Linked DNA regions of Homo sapiens: region 1 is linked to region 2. Evidence: read pairs that join two places in POLR2A ChIA-PET (ENCODE). Cell type or tissue: Panc1. All regions are shown on one strand. Each heading gives the region's core, and the rest is flanking DNA. Links, peaks and the distances in the headings are about the cores only.

What was found. Peaks named below come from ENCODE experiments on the same cell type or tissue, not always from the same donor. Only the 100,000 strongest peaks of a DNase experiment are listed, where the experiment ranks them.
Region 1: POLR2A ChIA-PET joins it to region 2 with 13 read pairs; 2 of 35 experiments call an interaction of 5 or more read pairs at or near these places.

What each region holds. Positions count from the first base shown.
Region 1 is chr1:86,033,706-86,036,521 of GRCh38, forward strand. COL24A1 (collagen type XXIV alpha 1 chain) reads right to left here. Exons shown (of 60, transcript NM_152890.7): 13 at 165-218. Among named protein-coding and RNA genes, the nearest start is that of COL24A1, 120 kb to the right of the region's middle. In Panc1, for the core only: no CTCF peak of the experiment used is centred there; no DNase peak of the experiment used is centred there; H3K27me3 peaks cover 1,122 bases.
Region 2 is chr1:85,595,436-85,598,251 of GRCh38, forward strand. No RefSeq gene overlaps it. Among named protein-coding and RNA genes, the nearest start is that of CCN1, 16 kb to the left of the region's middle. RefSeq lists a silencer at 2,391-2,685. In Panc1, for the core only: no CTCF peak of the experiment used is centred there; no DNase peak of the experiment used is centred there; H3K27ac peaks cover 1,561 bases.

The DNA of each region.
Region 1 (2,816 bases), core at 250-2,749, 440 kb after region 2:
AATTTCCTAAGCTGAAAAATCACAAACTGGAATGTGCACAGTGGTGTGGAGATTGTTTTTCCAATAGTGTTTATTCACAAATATGATAATAAGGACTGTAAGTGCAGTGCTATGAAGTATGAATGATGTTAGAATGCAAGGCTGAACCAACATAATGTACTCACAGGACTGCCATCAAGACCAGCAGGGCCTCTGTCTCCAAAGTCACCTGGAAAACCCTGTCACAGGGAAAGAGGAAGAATGCCAACATATATAAATAATTCATTTTTGCTGTATTTTCTAACAAAGAATTTAGTAATAGAAAATATTAATTTCCTAACTCTTAAACTGTAATGCAACAAACATTCTTTTGCATAACACGCTTAATTGATTTTAAATACAATATTTCAAAAAATAAAAAACGAAATACAGTATTTCTATATGTTATAAAAATTATTTTATATGCCACATAACATATACAGAAAACAAAATTGGAGAAGTTTGTTCATCATACATAAAAAATCACCAAATGAAAGGAAAAACAATGAAGATTTCTGGCTGAACAATCTTCAGTTATCTCTGCTATTCCAAACTATTCCTATACTCACCCCATAGAGAATAAAATAGCTAGTATTATTAAGCACTTGCCATGTGCTAAAGGGTTTATGCACATAATTATATATACACACTTCATTTCATCTTCATAACAGGTCTATTCAATAGATACTAATATTCTCACATTGTTGTTGAGGAAGTTAAAGCACAGAGAGTGTAGGTCACTTGCTCAAGGTTAGACCATTAAAAATGGGTGGGACTGAGATGTGAATGGAGGCAGACCGATTCTAGAGTCCATGTTTTTCAACTATGCTATACTGAATACTTTAAATCATCATTCCAAGACATACATGTAAAACAAAAAGTCCTTTAAGTACAGTTTTATTAAGGAAACGAATAATACACATAAATACTACAAATTTAAAATGAGGTGAAAATTAAAAGCTTCCCAAATGCCTATTGAGAATTCTGCATGGTAAAACTATGAAGGATGGTAAAATAACAAACCTTCTCATTATAAATTCTATTGTAAAATAACTCAACGCTCAGCTACTCTTACTTTACAATACTACATTTTTCTCTAAAGATTTACCATTCCTCAACTTTAAAGCTCACTTTTTAAGAGGCTATTTTATAAAAATGTTTATAAGACTTACTATTGTAAACATTTTCATAATATTCATTTACAAAAACTAGGAATAACAAAAATAAAAATCTATCATTAGATTCTTATAATCTCTTTACATAGGCAAGTCAGTATTAAATATTATGTTTAACAGACTGCCAAAAATTACTGGTTCCCAGAGCAAATATGAATAGGTTAAACTTAAAAGATAGTTTAACAATGGAAAAAATGTACAATGTTTCTAAAATATAGTTAACTCCTACTAGAAGCACAGTTTCTCTTATTCTGTAATCAAAGGATAATGTAAAAACCATCTGTGTAGTCAAATATATTGTAGCCATACTCCCTTCAAAGTCAGCTGAAGCTCAAGCATTTTACTTTCGTTGTCTTTGGAAGTCAAATTTTCTTGTCAACAACTTGCAAATCTGCAATATATTATCCTATTCAGTATGAGCTAACATGGATACTTGAAAGTACTTATGACACACAGGTAATGGAAAAAGTAGAGGAAATATACTACAGTAAGTCTGAAACATAAGAGATGATTGATTTTTTTTAGATAGATCATTAGTAGGTTTTCCAGAAACCCCAGTGAAATAATAAAGTGTAGGGGACACACTGCATGATTCCATTACTGTGTAATGTCCAGAATAGGCAAATCCACAGGGACATAAAGTAGATTAGTGGTTGCCTACGGCTGGTGATGTGGGGGAGGAATGGAAAGTGATTCCTAATGAGTACAGGATTTCTTTTGGGGGTGATGAAAATGTTATAAAATCAGATACTGTGATGGCTGCACAATTCTGAATATACTAAAAACTGCCAAATTATATACTTTAAAGGTGAATTTTATGGTATGTGAATTATATCTCAATAAAGTTGTTCTTAAAAAACAACCTGAACAAGGAGTGGGATTGCTGAAAAACCTTTGGGAATTCACTCAGGATTGCCTAGAGAATGTGCTGTTCTCCCAATCCTTCCCAGTCCCTTGCATCCAGTGGGAGAAACTGTTCTCTGGCTCACCTTCCCTCAAAATGAGTAATTTTTCCCCACCTAGGAGAGGGAAGATGAGAAAGAGAAGAGGGGAAAGAACTGTGATCAGTTCTTCCCTTATCACAAAATACTTACTTTCTACAACCAGCAGAAAAATAATGCAATATTCATTAATTTCAACTTCTTATTCTTCCAGTAGTTCACAAACATGTGTATTGGTTGTTCACCTTGACTTTGCCCCTGAAATAATTTAATTGAATATCTACTTTAAATTTTTAATGTATTTTTCTTTATTATTATTATTATCGTTGTCGAGATGGGGTCTCACTTTGTTGCCCAGACTCTTCTCAAACTCCCAGCTTCAAGTGATACCTCCTGCCTCAGCCTCCCGTAGTGTTGGGATTACAGGCATAAGCCACTGTACCAAGCCGTTGTGTATTGTTTCTCTTCTCACTTTATTACTCATTAAACATTTCATTTTAATTCTCTATTCTTGATAGAGATAATTTATTCTTTTAATCCCTCATATGTTGATCATGTATTATCAATTTTTGAAATAATTTCTATGAAATCTAGACACTTCTTGTTTTATGAAATATTGCACAGTTAATACCACAAAGGCATTATTTGGCTCCTTATTAGACACATAATATTTTCTTTTAAA
Region 2 (2,816 bases), core at 312-2,811:
AGCACCTCCAGATCTCCTTTGGAGAAGAGAGAACAAGTTTGTTCTACATTGCCCCAGGGCAGAGGTCCAAGGCTAGTGGTCCCACTAGAATCTGACAAATAGACATGTTTTGTTCAGCATACATGGCATTTATAAAACTGGATTGGGCTGGGCACAGTGGCTCATGCCTGTAATCCTAGCACTTTAGGAGGCCAAGGCAGGAGGATCTCTTGAGCCCAGGAGTTCAAGAGCAGCCTGGGCAACAAAGTGAGACTCTGTCTCTATAAAAAAATTAAAAAAATAGCCAGGCATTGTGGTGGATGCCTGTGGTCCCAGCTACATGGGAGGCTGAGGCAGGAGAATGACTTGAGCCCAGAAGGTGGAGGCTGTAGTGAAATAGATTCATACTAGTATACTCCAGCTTGGGTGACAGAGTGAGACTCTGACACACACACACACACACACACACACACACACACACAAACTGGCTTGCTGCCAATGTTTGAAAACTGGGAGTTTTTTTTTTTTTTAAAGTAAAATTTCTAGCTTCCTTTGAAAAATTTACACATATGAGCAATTTGTACATGGTGGGAGCTGAGTTGCAGCTCTCTCCTGAGAGTGGGTGCTCTGCAGTTCACCAGCATAGAGACTGATGGAGAACAGGCTGGGCGTGGTGGCTCATGCCTGCAATCCTAGCACTTTGGGAGGCTGAGGGGGTGGGTCACTTGAGGTCAGGAGTTCAAAAACAGCCTGGGCAACATGGTGAAACCCAGTCTACTAAAAATACAAAAAAATTAACTGGGGGTGGTGGCGGGCACCTGTAATCTCAGCTACTCGGGAGGCTGAGGCAGGAGAATCCCTTGAATCCGAGAGGCGAAGGTTGCAGTGAGCAGAGATCGCACCACTGCACTCCAGTCTAGGTGACAGAGCAAGACTCTGTCTCAAAAAAAAAAAAAAAAAAAAGAGAGAGAGAGAGAGATTGATGGAGAACAGGTGTGTGTGTGTGTGTGTGTGTGTGCCCGCGCGTGCACATGCACACACATGGTCAGGGGGGTTAAAGGGCAGGAAGAGATGATCTTTAAAAATTCAGATTCTTTCTAAAGAAAGCACAACCTGGACCACCCCTTTTACTGTGGAAGTACTTAGAAAAATAATTTTAGGCATGGAAATGCTGTTATAAATTCAAGAAAGAATAGAGACCATCTCAAATCACCATGCTGCTGTAAACATGCCGCACCGCCCAGCCCCGCTTCCTTCTACAATTCCAGTCTGTGTATTTTTGTGGGGAAGTGTACCTATTCCATTTATAATACCATGTCATATTTTCCAACCGACACCGGATAAGTTAATCAAAGATATACACTGCATCCTGAACGTCTGCTGAATTTAACCATCTATTTTTATGGTAACCAAAGAGACTTCCCAGGGGCATTGCTGCAGATAGCCAGGGGGTTGGCTCTAAAATTTTTTTAATGACTCAAAGTCCTTATTTCCAGTGCTATCAAATAAAGAATACTTATATTTGCAGAGGCATTCAATGAACTCCGAGAGATAGAAGACTTGTCCAAGTAGTTATAGTTAGTTAGCCACTTATGAAGTAAAAGGTAGACCCCAGAGGATTTACTCTCTGACTGTCTCCCTGACAAAGGCATTTGGGGCACAGGAAGGCACTTGGGTCACAGGGAGGTCTGTCTAGGAGACAGGGTCTTGGTGTCAACCGGGCTCCTGGGAAGATTTCCGCCCATGGATTTCCTAGAGGTGAATCAGCACCACCAACTTCCCATAACAGAGGTAACACCTTTCTCTAGCAAACGGAGATTGATCTGAGTGGTAAAAACTCAGCTCTTCTGTTAAGAGTATTTGCTGGTTAAAATAAAGGAGCTCATCCACAGTGGGAGTTTACATTCTGGGCTCCTAAGGGAAACTTTCAGACAGGTCCCTCTTATCCTCCAAATTAGTTTGTTCTTGGAAAAGAGCCCATGTCTTGAGTTGACCTCTTTCATTTAAGACGAGACTTGGCCATTTAAGATATTCTCTTTAATGTTTGAGTTCTGTTGTTGTTGGTTTCCCTTTAAAAGCAGGCATACTTATACAGATTCAGTATTACAAGAAATACAGAATGTCAAACATGAAGCTTCCTAGTAAGCCCCCCGTCTTTCTCTCTCTCTCTCTCTCTCACACACACACACACACACACACACACACACACACACACACACACACACAGCACGGAGAGCCACTTTTAAGCATATAGTGTATATTCTTACAGATTTGGGGGGTGTGTCCACTTGCCATTAACTAATAATTAATTAATAAATAAATAAGATTAGAATACACATACAGCTTTGCATTTATTATACCTTGAAAGGCATTTAATGTTGATCCATGTAGTTTTCCCTCAGTCTTTGTAATGGTTTCATAGACTTTCATTCCATTATTGAAGTCCCATAGTTATTTAAATGCTGTACCTGCTGTGCCCACCGAAAGGCCATACCCCATCTCCTTGACTCCTCGTCAGCAAAGCCTCAGATCTGTCTGGGTGTTCTTCCTCCCATAAGTTCTGGGAAGGCAATCCCCTGTCTCCACCCTCAACCAAAGGATAATATCAGGACTTGCATGATGATCTCATTTCGTTTTCAATGATGGGTTGTAACTCATTATTGATCAATGATACTGAAGGAGAAATCTTCTGTGGGGAGAGAAACTTCTGAGAAAGGAAATCCTTGATAATAAAAAGAGATCAGTAGAAGAAATTCCTTCTTCTTTGCTGAACATCACCTTTCCTGAGCCAGGAAGGAGACATGACTGACACACTGGAGATAGTGGAGCAGCAAGGG